2 separate regions of the Mus musculus genome follow, and region 2 is linked to region 1. A link is a loop called in an ENCODE intact Hi-C map of the cell type or tissue named here. Cell type or tissue: left cerebral cortex. All regions are shown on one strand.

Region 1 (8,000 bases):
AGCAAAAGAGTTCAAAGTGACTTCGTTATACCCTAGTTACACCCACCAGGCATGAACTGCACTACTGAGAACACTGCCAGCTACAGTCGGCCAAAAGTTCTGCTGGTAACAGTTCTGGCATGCCTGGCTACACTGTTTGTCATCAGCTGTGGGTAGCCTCCTAAAGCGCATTTAGAGGTAAAAATTAAAATTAAAGGTAAAATGCTGAGAACTGACACTCCTTCAGTGACATGTGGGAAGACCATTAGCTGGGGTACTATAGCCTTATGTTTGCTACCTACGCGCTGACTAGCTCAGTTATCTGCCCCATCAGGTCATCAATATTTGTTGAATGAATAAATGTTGCCCTTCTCATTGTGAATCCTTTATTGTGTTGCAAGCAGACAAGTGCTCTTTAAGGAATAGAGGTGAGTTTTGGCACTGACAAGCTGTGGTTGATAAGTAGGAGGAAGCCAGGGACCCTGTCAGAGTTAAGTGAGACTCTCCAAAGAAGGGCCAAGGATAGATTTAAGGTGTATCTCACTGCCTGGAAGGGTTGGCAGGAGTGTGCCTCACTGCCTTGACTTTTTGTTGTTCTTAATGTTTCCAGTTTGATGTCAAGGTTCGGCTTGGTAAGTTTTGTCACTTCCCTTGCTATTCGGAGCAGGTGCACGGCCAGAAAAACTAAATGGAACTCCTGAAGGGGAGGATGGGTGGTGCCAGGTCCACCACAGTTTACTTCCGAGGCAAATTCCATCAATTCCTAAACCACATTTGGACAATAACCCCTAAGTACAGAAAAGGAGGGAGTAAGCTTGCTTCATTCTTAATAACTGAGCCAGGATGCAGATAGCAAAGGGTGTTCATTCCCTTTTCAAGAATCGATTAAGATCTCCAGGACGAGATGGTGGTGCAAGCAAAGAGCACCACCCTGCCTCCCTGGGTAATGCTTTCTTTTTTAAAAAACTGGTGGATAATTGTACTAAAGGGTAATTAATCCTTTCCATTATTTCTCACTTTATAAACATTTAAATACAACAAAATATTCAAAATGCTAGTTACCCAGCCTCTCTAATGTGTGACCAGCCCATGAAAAACACCTGAAGAGCCGAAAGCATGTCTCAGTGATTAGGAGCACTGACTGCTCTTTCCTAGGTTCTGGGTTCAGTTCTTAACACCCACATAGTAACTCATACCTGTCTGTAACCTTAGTTTCAGGGGATCTGAAACCCTCTTCTGGCCACTGTAGGCAACATGCATGTGTGTGGTACACAGATATACATCCAGCCAACGCACAGATACACATAAAATAATTTTAAATCTTTTAAATAAATAAAACATGCCTGAAGCCAGGTTGGTCCACTTTTACCAGAGATTATAGACACAAATGTTTGTCCTTGAAGAAATCTGCCTCGTGTATGCATCAGCCAAATTCAAAGTTACTTAATGACAACTGTTTTATTTGTTTATAACCAGGATTTCCTACTTGCTGGTGCTCATTATTGAAAAGTTTTTCAGACACTCTCAGTCAGTTATTTGGTTGTTGCAATATAGAAACCCTATAAAACAAATCCTTGTAGAGTAACTATGATATGCAGGGCTTTTATGAGCCTTAGCCAGCCTGCAGCTGTGTGTGCAGGCTTCTTAGTAGATTGGCCGTTTGCCCATGAAGAAAGACAAAGGCTCAGCAGCTCCCCACAAGTCAAGGCAGGGGTCAGTGTACCAGCTGGATTCAACTCCGGCAGTCACAGTCTGCCTTCAGGGCACCTACTCTGACCCACTGAAGATCTTTTTACAGAAGTACTCAGCTGAGCTGTTCTGTTCAGTACATAGAAAGAGGAAGGTATTGATTACGAGGTTTCCATGGGTAACAGAATCACTGTGGATCTGAAGAGCAAGCAGTAGGAAGATTCTAGAAGCATCAAGCCACCCACACAGCCTGGCTGCAGTGGCTGCCCTGAAACCACTGCCCATTTCCAGCAGAGGGCGGCTGCACGCAGCAGTATGAGTCACCATGTTGTATAAATATTAACCTGTTCCCCAGTTCCACATAAAGTTCTTAATAACTGTCAGGAATACTGAGTAGGCACATACACATGGGGGAGGCATTTCTATATGTTAAATACTGAATCAGTTAGTTGTGGTTTGTTATTAAGGCCTGGGGTGTTAATACTACATTTCAATTGTACTGAGTTTTACTTCGTATGCCTTGATTCTGCTGAGGGCTGGTTTCTACAGTCTGAGGAAAGACACTTTCCTTGTGTGGCACAGATTCGAGCATGACTAGGAACAACAGTGTGACACTAGGAAAGACAAGAGAATGATAATCAGTCTGAATCAATCCTCACAGAGTCAGCCCCTGCCCATGCTCTTCCTGTGCACTCAGCTAGCGTGGGAGTTCTGAAGGCAAACATGGCATGACCTAGCTGCACTCTCAGGATTCCCTGTGTCCTGTGTGTGCAAGGGCTCACGGGCTTTGGTTTGATCTTCATAACGCATTGCCAGTTAACTACAGCCTCCTGCCTGTCACTCCTGCATGGTGGCTACGAGTTTACTTCTGTGCCCTTCACCTATGCACTGCTGTTGTACTGATGACCCAGTTGGCCCAGTCAGTCCTCAGCCACCCTGACCTTGGACCACTGGCTAGAGGCTTCGCACGTGTCTGCCTTTATCCAGTTCATGATTGTCTATGGAACAGATGCAGTCTTGGTTCACTCAGTTATCCAGTCCCAGCTGGCTCTAGCCATTAGTCTGTGCACTAACCCTGGCACCATGAGAAACACAGACATGGTAACTTGGTTGATCTTTATCCATCACACTGCTAAGAATGTATGTAAATGGGTAGAAGAAGATGGACATTTGCTTTCAAAGATTGCTGCTTCTAAGAGAAAGTAGAAAATAGGCTGGCATCTATCATCTGGTAGAGCTTATCCCTTTTCCCACTGACAAGCTGGGTCCTGGGATAGAAAGTAGGGCATTCACCCTGATGCCTTAGCCCTGCAGCCTGGTCATTTGAGCTCTTGGATCTTTAGGGCAGTAAAATTGACTCTTACATTATTATTATTATCATTATCATTATTATTATTATTATTTTGGGTTTGGAGTTTGCAAAAGCTGGATCTACTGGCAGCTGTTTACTAAATTTTTAAAAAGATTTTGGAACTTAAAAGATTTGCTTTTCCTTTCCTGCTGTGGCCTCCCTGCCCTTGTTTCTGTCTTACCAAGAGCAAGGGAGCTATAGCTGAAAGCCCAGGTATATCAAGTGATGTAACTTTGATTATATCAGGTGTCTCCATGCCAGTTCAGTTCATGTCCAACTTCATTCCCCTTCCCTTTGTCATGGCACCCTGTGGTCTGTAGGGTCAGTATGGATGAGAAACCTTTTGTTCATCTTAGTGCCTAGTGCTTCTACTGGAATGACTCAAAACATCTGGAAGATGCTGAGGGAATGAATGACTGGATGGGTGGATGGGTGGGTGGGTGGGTGGATGGGTAGATGGATAGCACTACTCTACCGTACCCCTTTCTCTCTTGATCCTCACTATATATCTATGTCTGTCAATGTCTATGGATATGTACACTTTTCTCTGGTCTGCTTTCTTACTCTTAAAATGGCTTAGAAGCTGTCATGTAGTTTCCATCAATCTTCAGGCCCTAGAGTTCCAACCAACACCCTAACATACACATGACAATGAACAGCCCACCCAAAACATGCCTAAATCAGAAACAATGATGATAAGTGTTTAAGTTGTTAAATTTTGGGGCCATTTGTTATACAACAGTAACTTGCTACCACATGACCACAAATATGGACCATCTGTCTACTAAAAAAGAAAAAAGAAAGAAAGAAAGAAAAAACTGTGATAATTTTAATAGATTATTTGCCCTATTTACAGAGAGAAGCACTCCTGATTTAGCAGGTGAGAATACTTACTTGGTTTAGGTGTTTTAAAAAACAGATCTGACAAAATAGAAGTAGCCAGGACACGGCTAGAATGTGAAAAACAGGCCATTTAGGAAACAAGCGGACAGATTGGACACTATAATACTGTAAAGTCACAAAATCTGAGAAGAATGGGAAATTTCAAAATTTAGAAATTGGTTACATAAAAGAGGAGAAAAATGATTCTTCCAGGTGACTTCAGAATAGCTGCTGAGATGCGCAGGTACGAGCTGTGCACCAGCTGGCTTGGCCTAGGATGGCTTATGTTAGGGAATGTCATCTAAATATAAGGAAGCTTTGGGTCCCAGAGACCCTGAAAGGGATGGAATGGCTCAAGCTAAGATTGGTAACCATCTGTCAGGGTGCTGAAAATGACATTGAGCTGTCCCCAAAAGTAGTTGGTCTCTCAGTCTCCATTCTACTCTAAGCAGCTCTAAATCCCTAGAGAAAGAGCAAATTCAATCAGAAACAGCAGAATTAATCAGCTACTCTTATTTCTGTACTCAGATCCTGTGCCCATCTGCTGTGTGTCTGAATACCCACATCTTTGGCCAGCTTATAAATTTGGTCGCTTCAGGCCCCTTGCTTTCATTCTACTACCAGAGTATTGATGTGCCTCTCCCGTCTGATTACTACGTCAGCTTCCTTTTTTGTTGTTTCCATTTTCATTAATGTATTACTTTTGCTCCGAATAATGCTAGTTCTCAGAGTTGTCAGTAATTCATATATATCTTAGTTTTCTTAAAGAAGAAATGAGCATGAATGTTTGCATGTGTTACAAGTAGTGATGTATTCCACTCAAGATTTGATTCTTGTAGTCCTAACTTGACTCCAAATTGTGACTGTATTTTAAGATATATACAGTATCCCTATACAATATGACCTTCTTGCAACACCACACACCTGGGCTCAATCCATCTTGGATCTCTCTTTCCAAAATGATGTATTACCAATATTACCAATATTTTCTCTCTGGTTCATTGATGGTAAGTTTCCCCACCAAAATATGTAGTTGAGGGCATATCTTGAAATATCTTTCTATTTAAACGTAAAAAGCTCAAGAACACACATTTCTCATCCCCAAATTCTCAAGGTACTGTTAAGAAGTTAGTAAATGTTATCCTAATTTGAAATTCTTTTTAACATAACTTCTGTAACAATGTTTTAGGTTTTAATTATTTAAAATCATACACTAAGATTTCTGTTCAAAATATGTACTGCACAGTTGTAGGCATTTGTTCAGTTGTGTGATAGCAAATAGCACTGCAAATCACGCTTGGTCTAAGCTCTGTTTCAAGTTGGCTTGACACTGTGTATATAAGTGGAATATGGAAGTGTCCCCCAAAGGTCCATGGGTTAAAGCTTTGGTCTCTAGGCTGGCAACATTGGAAGTTGAATCTCAGGTCGTAGGGGCTAGTAGCTCTGTGCTTTTATTACATGAGAACAGTTTGTGTCAACGCACTTCAGTGACTTCACCAACACCTGTATAGCTAGCTGCTCAGTCTTGAACTTTATAAGACATGCTAGCCCTCCCCACCCCTTATCTCTCTTCCACTCCCACCTCTATGTAAGGTATTTCAAAGTGACACAAAGTTTAGCCCCGTGTAGAGTTTGAGCCCTGGGTTTTTTCTCAGGCTTGTGTATCTGAAAAGGACCCTTATACAGCCCAAAGAGAGATTAACTTCCCAGAGGTGCTGTCACCCAATACAGGCTTCCTGTGTTCCATGGAACTCATTGTTTCCAAGAGTTCCACTGTAGGATTGAATCATTTGTCAAAACTCGTGCTCTAAAATAGGTTCTCCAAAAGCATTTCCTAGTTATGAGTGGTGTGAGTTAAGGATTAGGGGACCACCTCACTGATCTTAGGGTGAAGATGGTGATAAGTACCATAGGAGGACTATACCTTTTGACCTCTAGCTAACTTGTGCATATCTTCCAGCGTCTTTCCTCCTGTGCCCAGCTGTCTTGTTAAGGGGTTTCGTTGCAGCTTAGACTCTGGAGAATTTAAACCATTGGAATAATTTATTTAATTCCAGTTTATTTAGTCACAATTACTGTATTGTTAGTTCAGTAGTTATTTTTAACTCTGCCTATTCCCAGTGCCTTCGGAGTATACATCAAGACACTCAGGTATATCTACTGACTAGGGGAATAATGTGGCTCTAACTCTGCTAAAGCCCCAGCCTATGGAGGCCCAAAGCAAGCTAAAAGCAAGCAAGGAAAAACAAACAAACCCACCATTCTTCTGGAGCCTGGACTTCAAGCATCTCCCCTCCCTCTTTGTTCAGTTGTATAGCATATGGCTGCCATCATTGTAGGGTGTTAAAAGAAAATGAGCTGGTAGGATATGGGGACTGGCACAGTTGGTACTGTGCTTGTTGGAGCAGCATGAGGACCCAAGTCAAATCTGCGTACCCAGCATAGCTGGGGTGGAAACACATGGATCTGAGCATCTCCCTGGCTAGAAGTCTGGCCCAAATGGCGAGCTTCAGGTTCAGTGAGAGAATCTGTCTCAGTGTTGACTTCTGACCTCATATGCAGGCATGCCCACCCAGAGAAACATGACAAGAGATGGGAAGGAAATACTGACCTTTTAACCAGGAGGTAAGGAGCTTGGTAGCATGAAGAGAGGAACTGTTTTCTGCACTATGAATCTGAAGTTGAGGAGTTCGCTGCACTTAAAACTTCTGTTTTCAAGAATGTGGGGTTTTCCTGGGTTAAAAATTTCAGGACTTTTCCCCTTCCTCTTCTGAGCCCACATTCTATTTGAGCAGCTTGCACATTTCCATGGCGCTGCATATCCTAATATTTACTCAGGGAGGCTTTGCACATGGTCATTGTCCCTCCAGATATAAGTAAAGGGTTTGCCATGTTTTAAATATTCGTGAGACACTGTGATAACAAGAAACATAAAGGATTATCAAGAGCTATCATGAAGACCGTAGGAGCAGTCAGGTAGGTGCTCTGTGGGCTGTTGATTGGTCATGTTCAAGGCTCTGTCCTCACTATAGACTAAGAATGCTCTGTTACAGACACTTTCATTTTCCATGTGCTATCTCCTATGATACTCGACCCTCCAACATCAGTTCAGTTACTCTCATTTAGCAAAGAAAAGAGGCTAAGACTTGAAGTCAGGAGTCTCAAAGTACATCAGTGTGACTTTTTACCCCTTCATATCCTATATGTTCCGACAGCGTTGTTTTTTTCTCACAGCTTCATTGACAATCCATCTCATCAAAGGATGAAAAGCTGAGGACTTGTGAGGAGCAGGTGTGGCGGCAGTCCCAAAGGCGCCAGGGACCGCAGCTAAGTCGTATGATTAGCACCTGACTTCCTCATATAAGCCACAAACATCTTGAGAGCTGCGCAGGTGTACCAGGATACCGGTGAATCCATTTTGATGGAGATATGCCCCTGCTGCCCTGATTAGCTGAAGCTGCGTACCTGGTGAGGTGGCGTGGCCTGCTGTGCGTGAATGGGAACTGAGAGTATAAAAGAGTGAGAGGCCCAGGGTTCGGGGGAGATATAAACAAGGGAGATATAAACAAGAAGAAACAGGACTGAATAAACGTGTGCAGAAGGATCCTGTTGCAGCGTCGTTCTTCCTGGCCAGTTGGGCGCGCGCAAGAAGGACTGTTTTGTGCAGCAGCCTCTGACCAAGTTAGCACACAGTGGGCTCTTGATTGTGCTATAATTTTGCCAATGGTTATCCCTTTCTAGCCCTCCAACTTTGCTAACCAAAGTGAAAATGGAGTCAGAACCTAAAAGAAAGAGTCATTCCCTGTCCCTCCATAAAGTGCTCACAACATTGGCTGCCTTCCAAAGGCTGCCATTTTGTCTGATGCACACAATAGAATGTCCACAAAGGGACTAAATTATTGCTTGATTTTTTTGGCTTGATTTCTTTCTTACCCTTCAGTAATGCCTCAGTCCTATCTGAAATAGCTTTGATTCTCTGCCTCATAACCTTTAGATAACCCTATATTCAAGGTTGCACCTTCAATACATAGTTAGGCTACTTCTCCAAGACCACTAGAGGCATATTAGATTTGTAGTTTTCATCCCAAAGTACCTACAG
Region 2 (8,000 bases), 240 kb after region 1:
AGTAAAACACTGAGTGCCTTTTTTTCTTTGTTTTTAACCTATTTACACTCCACTCTTTACATATCTAAAGCGGGGTCAATATTGCATGGTACCATGAAACAGAGAGACCATGCATGGTTGGTTCCGGTTCACAGGGAGCAATACATGCTGCCAGTTACCAACATCCATTACTATTACTAACAACTAGAATTAAGCTGGACGTGGGGGATGAAATAACAGTGACATTAAGCTTCAGGATGCCTCTGGGCTAAAGAATCTTGGGTTTTAGGAACCCTGCTTCTCAGAAGGCTTCTTGCTCCATCCTCTGTGTCTATCCAGTGACTCGGGTCCTCTTCGCATTGCAAAGACACCATCACCTCCAGAGGAGCCTTCTCCCCTGCCCAGCCCCACGGCTAGTCCCAACCACACATTAGCACCTGCATCTCCTGCCCCAGTGCGACCCAGATCACCTTCACAGGTATGATGCGTATACCGGGGGTGTGGGGAAACTCATGGGAGGTGACTTTCTCTGGGATCCTCCTGTGGTGACCAAGCACTATAGAAAGTTTCTATGGCGAGACTAAGGCATAAGACAACGGATATTATTATTGCCATTGAGGCGTCAGTCTGCTTTGCTATTCAATTTTTGTGTTTTCCTCTTGTACTCAGTGTTTGATTCCTTTGGCTTTTCTAGCCCCATCCCCACCTTCTTCTGCTGGACTGTATTCATCTTTACCTTCCCTTGCTCCTAGGCTCCTGCCTTTCAGAGGCTGGGGAATCTACTCAGTGATGGAGCCTTTGCCTGGGATGCCCCGTGCTCTGAGCAGCTATTACCTTTGAATAAGAAAAAGCGTATCTACAAAGTTCCAATTATTCTACATTCCTCCTGAACTGAACCTCCTTTCCAGTGTTCCACTGGAGTCAATGACTGCCCAGAACTGGGGTATTGTGAGGTGTCCCATCACCTGCATTGTGACCAGCCTGGGACAAGTTTAAAGAAACTATAAGGACCAGGCAAAGGGAACTAAAGATAACAAAACAAAACAAAACAAAACAAAACAAAACAAAACCAAAACCAAACAAAAAAAATACTGCTTTTTATTTCCTTGCATTGTGTGAACACATTTCTGTAGCTACATTTAATATTCATGCTCCAGTATAAGCTTTCATGAATATGGCTGAAGCTGCAAAGTTGTAAGAAGATGTGTAGTAGATTTGAAAGTTTCAAAATCCTGGAGTGGAAAGTGAAGTGGAAGCTGTCTCTGATTGATCTCATTGATTCAATCGGGGGAAACAAACAAACAAACAAATCTAAAAAACAAGAAAGCAAAACAAAACAAAACAAAAACAACTGGCTTGATTTTTGTTTTGAAATTCCATTATTTTTCTTACGAGAGAAATCACTGATAGTTGGGCTGAGAGAAGAATGGCCTCCAGGTGACATCATAGGTCCTGCAGGTCTGGGCAGTGTTCAAATTGAGACGAATGGACTCTCATCTTGTGACCTGACTTCTTCCAATTAGACCACTGCCTGTCAGTGTTCAGAGAAGCACCCAAGTGGACAGCATTCTTAACTTGAATCAAGTACATTTGCACCTCTGTCTAGATCAGTTTCAGACAGATGTCAGGCTTCTTCCATAGCTGGGCTTATCTGACACTTCCTCAAAGGCTACCATGTTTCTATTTGATGCTTCCTAGACAAGGAAAGGGCCTCCTGTCCCACCTCTGCCTAAAGTCACCCCAACAAAGGAACTGAAACAGGAGAACATCATCAATTTCTTTGAGGACAACTTTGTACCAGAAATCAATGTGACAACACCTTCCCAGGTGAGTGGTCAGGGCAGCTGGGGTGACTATCAAGATGCCATAGATGCCATGGTGGGAGGGACTCTCAGGTCAGCTGTAGAGAAAGTACTAGATATCTGAGCCATTAATAAAACTTTGTCACTTGTGCTTGCTTTATTGCTTTGTGTAATCAAAGATTATTAAATGCTAGGTGTATAGGATTTGAAAATTCTAACATTTATTGAATATACATATGTATATATATATGAGAAAGTATATTGAAAAATATAAAATGAATAGGAGTCGCTGTCATCCTACCACTGTGACATAACCTTGTGTGCACTCTGACCTGTTTTCTTTCAATTTTTCTACCACCCTCTTGAGCATTTATCAGTTTCACATTTTAAAATTCAAGGTGTGTAGTTATGCAGTCTTAATGTAGCAACTTCATTTCCCTGGTCATTTTTACGTCACACTATTGTCTTTGCAAAAGCATTGAACATGACTATCATACCGGTTGGATGTACTGACTCTTAGCTAAATTTTAATGTGTAGATTTTATCAGTCGGCACCTTTTCTACTAGCCAGAATGGTCTTCCAGTTTTATTTCCACATTAACATTTGCACTGAAGGCGTTTTAGCATGACTTGCCCTTGGTCAGTTGCTTTAACCTGTGTCCATGAATAGCATCCTCCGAGTTCCATCACAAGTAGGGACTTTAGTCCTCAGAAGCCTGTGTACTTAGCTGAGGACACCTGTAAAGGAGACGAGACTACTTAAGTGGCAGGAAGGTGGCACACAGAGCAGGTCTGAAGCAAAGATGAGGTCCAGAAGTATTCTTTCTTGTTAAGTGTTTTTATTTGAAGTTTTCTGGCTCGGTTACAAGGACCCTCATGGTGGGGAGAGGGAGAAATGAGGTACTTTCGAAAATTACAGATGCCAGGAGAGTCTTTAAGTACTTAACTCTCCGTGCTGCTGTTGAGTGGAAGAGACAGAAAACAGTGAGCCAGAGGAAGGATAGGGAGAACTTCAGGGTGGAGGCCTCAGAGCTTACAGGTAGAGCTGCTCATCTGGGCTATGCACCACTTTCTGTAGGACCTCATGAAACTGCCCTACTGGAGCCTGCAGTAACTGATGTAAATGTGCCACGTTTGTTAGTCTGTCAGCTGAATTGGCAATTACTACCTGCCAGAGACATATGGTGATGGGGGACATTCCTTGTCATCTAATCTGTTTTCTTTTCATTTAAAAGGGAGAAAGAAGAGGAGTTCTGGTTTTGCTCATTTTTTCTTTATTTATTTTGTTTGTGATGTGTTGTGTCACTTTTTTTTTTTTTTTTAACCTGAGAGGTACCCAGCCTCCAATAGCTGGATCACAGAGTGTGAAATACAATGCTTCTAATTCACCAAATGTTCCTGGTTTCACACCAAGATGTACAGAGAAGTGAAATGGGACTTAGATTTCTGTTTGTCATTTTGGGTTATTGAGTAGGGGGGAAAATCTAGTTTTATTTTAAATAGGCAAAAACTGCATTTTCTGCAGTCCTTTAACAATTTCCTCAGTTGCTTGTCCTTTTGCAGCTACAAGCAGCTTGTGTGTCACTTTAACATACCTCCAGCAGTCCTTAGTGTTGGGACCTCACTCTGAGAACTACTATTTTGATCAGTTGGAAGTCTACAAGGTCCAAATCAGTGATGGTAAACTGGCTGCCACGGTGAATTAACAGCTTCTGTTTGTGGAGCTGTCCAGCCAATCCAAGTCTGTGAAATGATGGCCCATTTATAACTGCCCCACTTAAAACAGTCTAATCTCAAATGTTTCATAGAGAATTTTTCGACACATGCATGTTGTGTGCTTATGATATTAGATGCATTGAACAGACTATATATTGGGACATATACTATAAGCTAATGGATTGCAAAATCTGAGTAATAAAATGTTTTGGGCAATGTACAGATGAATGGATAAGAGAGGAAAGATAACCAATTCTTGATGAGAAATGAAATAGTGATAGCAAGTATTGAAAACTGGAAAGCTGAGAATTATGTGAACGATTTCCCCCTACATTACTGCAGAATGATCCTTTCAGTGTTGCCTTGGAGTTTTGCTAAGTGAGTCATCCAACACTTAGAAGATTGTTTATGGCCACAGATGGCTATTTTTATAATGCACTTAATGAGAAAGAAAAACACTTGCGTTAATCCTGGCCAGATCCTGCAAATGTAAGAAGCACAACCTATTCTATCTGATGGAAAAATCGCCTCAGCAGCAACACTTTCCCAGCTGTGTCATTGGAACTGAAAACCCGAAGTCCACTAAGCCTGCAGAGCCCTCTAATGGCCCAAACCTTAACTATAGATAGCCCAGAATTTTCTGTGAGAAATGCTTCTTGCATGCTCACAGGCATACCATGGCATGTGGAAACGCTTCTCTTGCTTTTCTGACGTTTTGTTCACAAACATAAACTGCTGAAGGACAAGTTCACTCTTTCCTACTATTTCCTCCCAAGAACTTACAATCCTGTGCATAAATCCTTTATTATGTTTTAATGTTTTATAAATTCTTTGAGAATTTCATGATGTATATTTTGATAATATTCACCCTTTCCCAATTCCTCCAAGATCCACACCCTTCGTTATCCACCTAAGTCACTGACGACAACTTCTCTTTCTTTTTGTTCTTCTTGTCCTCCTCCTCCTCCTCTTCCTTCTCCTCCTCTTCCTCCTCCTCCTCCTTCTCCTCCTCCTCCTCCTGCTCCTCCTCCTCCTCCTCCTCCTCCTTCTCCTCTTCCTCCTACTCCTCTTCCTACTCCTTCTTCCTAATTAGACTCAGTATGCACTGTCTATATATTCTTGAGCATGTATCCTTCCACTAAAGTGTGGCTAATCTACCAAATACATCAATAAAGAAAACCGATACTCTCTCTACAAAGCTGTAGCTATCAAATGCAGGTAGCACCTCAAGAAATGGGTGGGACTTTGTGCACACCTCCACTTTCCATGCTGAAATTTTATCTGGCTTGGGCTCCTACAGGTCCTCTGCATGCTGTCATACTACTGTGTGTTCATTGTGAAACTGCCCAGTTGTGTCCAGAAAACAGTTTTCTTGTAGTCTCCCACCCACTCTGGCTCTCATAACCTGTCTGTTCACCTCTTCCACAGTGATCCCCATTGGAAAAAAGAGGCTGTAATATAGATGCCCTACTAGAGTTGAGTATTACAGTTAGTTTCTAATTCTCTGTACTTTAACCAGTGTGAGTCTCCGTGTTAGATGCCATCTGCCACAAAAAGATGTTTCTCTGATGAGAGCTGAGAGATGCCTCAGTATAGAGACCTAATAATGTCACCAGGACTTGATTTAATCTTTACCCATTTAGGACAATAATAGTAGTAGCTTTTCCCACCTTACCTCTCTGACCTGTCTATCCTCAGGATCTTGGTCCAACAGTGCCAGGAATGGGTTTTTAACTTACCTTAAATCCAATCAAAAAGGGATTCTTTATGTCCATGATATTCACACCACTATTGTACCAGTGGCCATGTCTTGGTAAGCAGATTGTTACTACCGATTTCAGGGTTCACAGCTGGGTGGATTGGTCGTTACATTTCTCCTCTGGTAGCTTGTAGCACACCTCAACAAAAGTCAAAATGAACAAAAACAAACAAAAAATAATAAGACAAAAAATAAAACAAAATGTCCCTGCTCCCCCCTACATACAAACACAAAACATGGAATCTGTTTTGTGTTTCCCACATACTTATGAGCACGGGCCTTCGAATAGAGTCATTGATACAGCCAGTGACACGCCATTAGAGAAAACCCATTTTCTCTTTCCCAGCAGGCATCAATCATAGTAAGCTTTGTTAGAGGTGATTTTTGCCTCTCTATCCTCTTCTCAGTGATGGAACTTATCTGGTTTAAACCATCCTGTGCACTCCGTCATAGTCTCTGAGTTCACGTGTGTGTAAGTCCTGTTGTGCCTAGAAGATACTGTTTTCTTGCGATCACTTCTGGAGTTTTCAATCTTTTACCTTCTCTTCCTCCCAGTTAGATGCCTGAGCCTTGAGGAGGGGTTAGATAAAGACATTCCATTTATGATTGAGTGCTCCAAAGTTCCTTACTCTCTGTCCATTGCCCACTTGTGGGTCTATGTTAATTGCAATCGCTGCAGGAAAAAGAATCTCTGATGAGGGTAGAATGAGACGCTTAGCTAAGGGTTTGCCAATATGCCATTAAGAGGCATTTAATTGTGTTCCTTTGACTGAATAATAGTATCTTTGCCCCATAGGACCCATGAACTATTGAGCCTCAGATTCTTGGCCACTTTAGCATTGTTATGATGGTTTTCATCTCAAAGAGTGGGCCTTAAGTCCAGCTTTTAAAACATGGCTAGTTATTTCCATAACATTTGTGCCAAGTCAATATTTGCTTCAGTATCTGTGGCTATTTTGAATAGAGTAACAATATGCATTCTTGAAATAGACTAGTCTCATGCTGTGAAAATAGAGGCTCAGGTGGGGGGGGGGTGGGTGTAAGATGAGATGAGGAGTGTCTTCATCCAGTTTCTCTTTGTAATAGCTCATGCTAGTGTGCTCAAAGTTCTGAGAAACGCTACAACAAAATGCCCCAATTTACCTTTCTGTAAGCTACCTTCTCTAATGGTTCTAGACCTTGTTCCTGATAAATAGGTTTCGTGATGTATTTTACGAAATGATGATTTAAATGATATATCCCTGGAAAACCATTCCATGCATATAGTAAGATTTTAATAGTTCATCGCAAAAATAAAGCAATCGCGTAGATACATAGAATATTTAGGGACACTCATAGAGGATTCTAGCCCTCTCTCCCTCATTTATCTTCAGATAATGATTTAAACTGTGTTCTAATTTACCTTGAGAATGTGACTTCAAATCCATTCTTATCTGTCACCAGAGACTTCCTTAGGGATTCTTGGGCCAGAGCAAGCTTTTTCTATTTGTTTATTTTTTATTGGTTGGCTTGTTTCCCACACACATTGTTTAATTTCTTGAAATGTACATGCCAGTGACGTTCTGATATCAAGCTTCATGGGGTTACATCAGTTAAATGTCATGGTAGTCAGGGAGCGATTTGCTCAGCAGCCACCTTCCCATACTAAGACCTCATCACACTAGCAGTTTAGCTCTCTGTCAATCCACTGGTCCTCACAGAAGGTCATTCTAAGCAAAGCAGCCATCCATCTTCCTTGCCCTCTTTATCCCTGTTGGCTTTCACACTTAGTCATAGCATATTAAAGACCCTGCCTCAATGCCATTATGCTGAGCTCAGAGGGACTTTGTTTAACTGGCTTTCGAGAAAACAAAACAACATAACTAGGGAATTGGTTGTATAGAATATTGGGCCCATTGTGTGCCAACTTATCAGGACACTGCAGGCTTCCTAAGTGTAGCAAATGTGAAAATAGGAGGAAGATGGTCAGTCAATTTATAGATTAAAAAGGACCGGGGTTTTGTTATTCTTTAAAATCTTTCTATAATAAATGTTGTAGGGAGAGCACCTGACAACATTGCTTGTTTTTAATGAGTAAAATTTTCTCCATGATGAGCTTGTGAATATTTAAATCCTGTCAGTGTGCTGTAGTTAGTGCCAATGTCCAGATTAACTGCAGTACATCTGTAACACTCTCCTCATGTTTCCAGGTTTGAAATTAGATTTCCCCAGCCACGCTTCCTCGTGGGTATTGATAAAACACTACAAGTTTGCTCATTGATAGAAATTATCGACTGTTTTGTTAAGTTTCAATATCTATATTTCATACAAAATTGCTCCTAACTGGCCTGGCTCCTGGAAGCTTTATCTCCTCTCCCTTCAGCTTCCCATTTGACGTTCTCTGACTCATTAAAAAGTTCTGGGGGCAAGAAAATACTTGGAATATAGTAAATATTCTTAAAATGTGTTGAGAGAACAAAAGAGGACAATAAATGATCTCTAGAAGAAGTAGTACCAATGCCCTCATTGGTCTGTCTTATTAACGTACTATGTTGTGATTCAACACTGTGTGCCTGTATGTGCACATATGAAGTTCTGAGGCCTAGATTTGAAGTACATGTTTTATATCTACATGCACTATTGCTATAGCTGTAAATTGCAATATATGCTACCTCATATAACTTCAAAGGCTTTACATACTGGAAATGATATATGATTAATATAAACATTTGTAAAATAAAACAAAGAACAAGGTAAAAATTGGA

The links. Hi-C counts contacts between places; a loop is a spot of excess contacts. Peaks named below come from ENCODE experiments on the same cell type or tissue, not always from the same donor. Only the 100,000 strongest peaks of a DNase experiment are listed, where the experiment ranks them.
Region 2: a loop joins it to region 1, with 3.0 times the contacts of the local background. A loop is called at or near these places in 12 of 42 quality-filtered maps.

What each region holds. Positions count from the first base shown.
Region 1 is chr13:18,866,451-18,874,450 of GRCm38, forward strand. Vps41 (VPS41 HOPS complex subunit) reads left to right here. Exons shown (of 29, transcript NM_172120.4): 29 at 1-361. Among named protein-coding and RNA genes, the nearest start is that of Amph, 78 kb to the right of the region's middle. In left cerebral cortex, a CTCF peak has its summit at 1,959 (motif pointing right); DNase peaks (open chromatin) are centred at 1,654, 1,946, 2,237, 4,282 and 1 more place.
Region 2 is chr13:19,102,554-19,110,553 of GRCm38, forward strand. It overlaps Amph (amphiphysin), which reads left to right. Exons shown (of 21, transcript NM_175007.2): 10 at 319-457; 11 at 1,678-1,806. Among named protein-coding and RNA genes, the nearest start is that of Gm31887, 87 kb to the right of the region's middle. In left cerebral cortex, a CTCF peak has its summit at 4,110 (motif pointing left); DNase peaks (open chromatin) are centred at 379, 2,721 and 4,074; H3K27ac peaks cover 731 bases.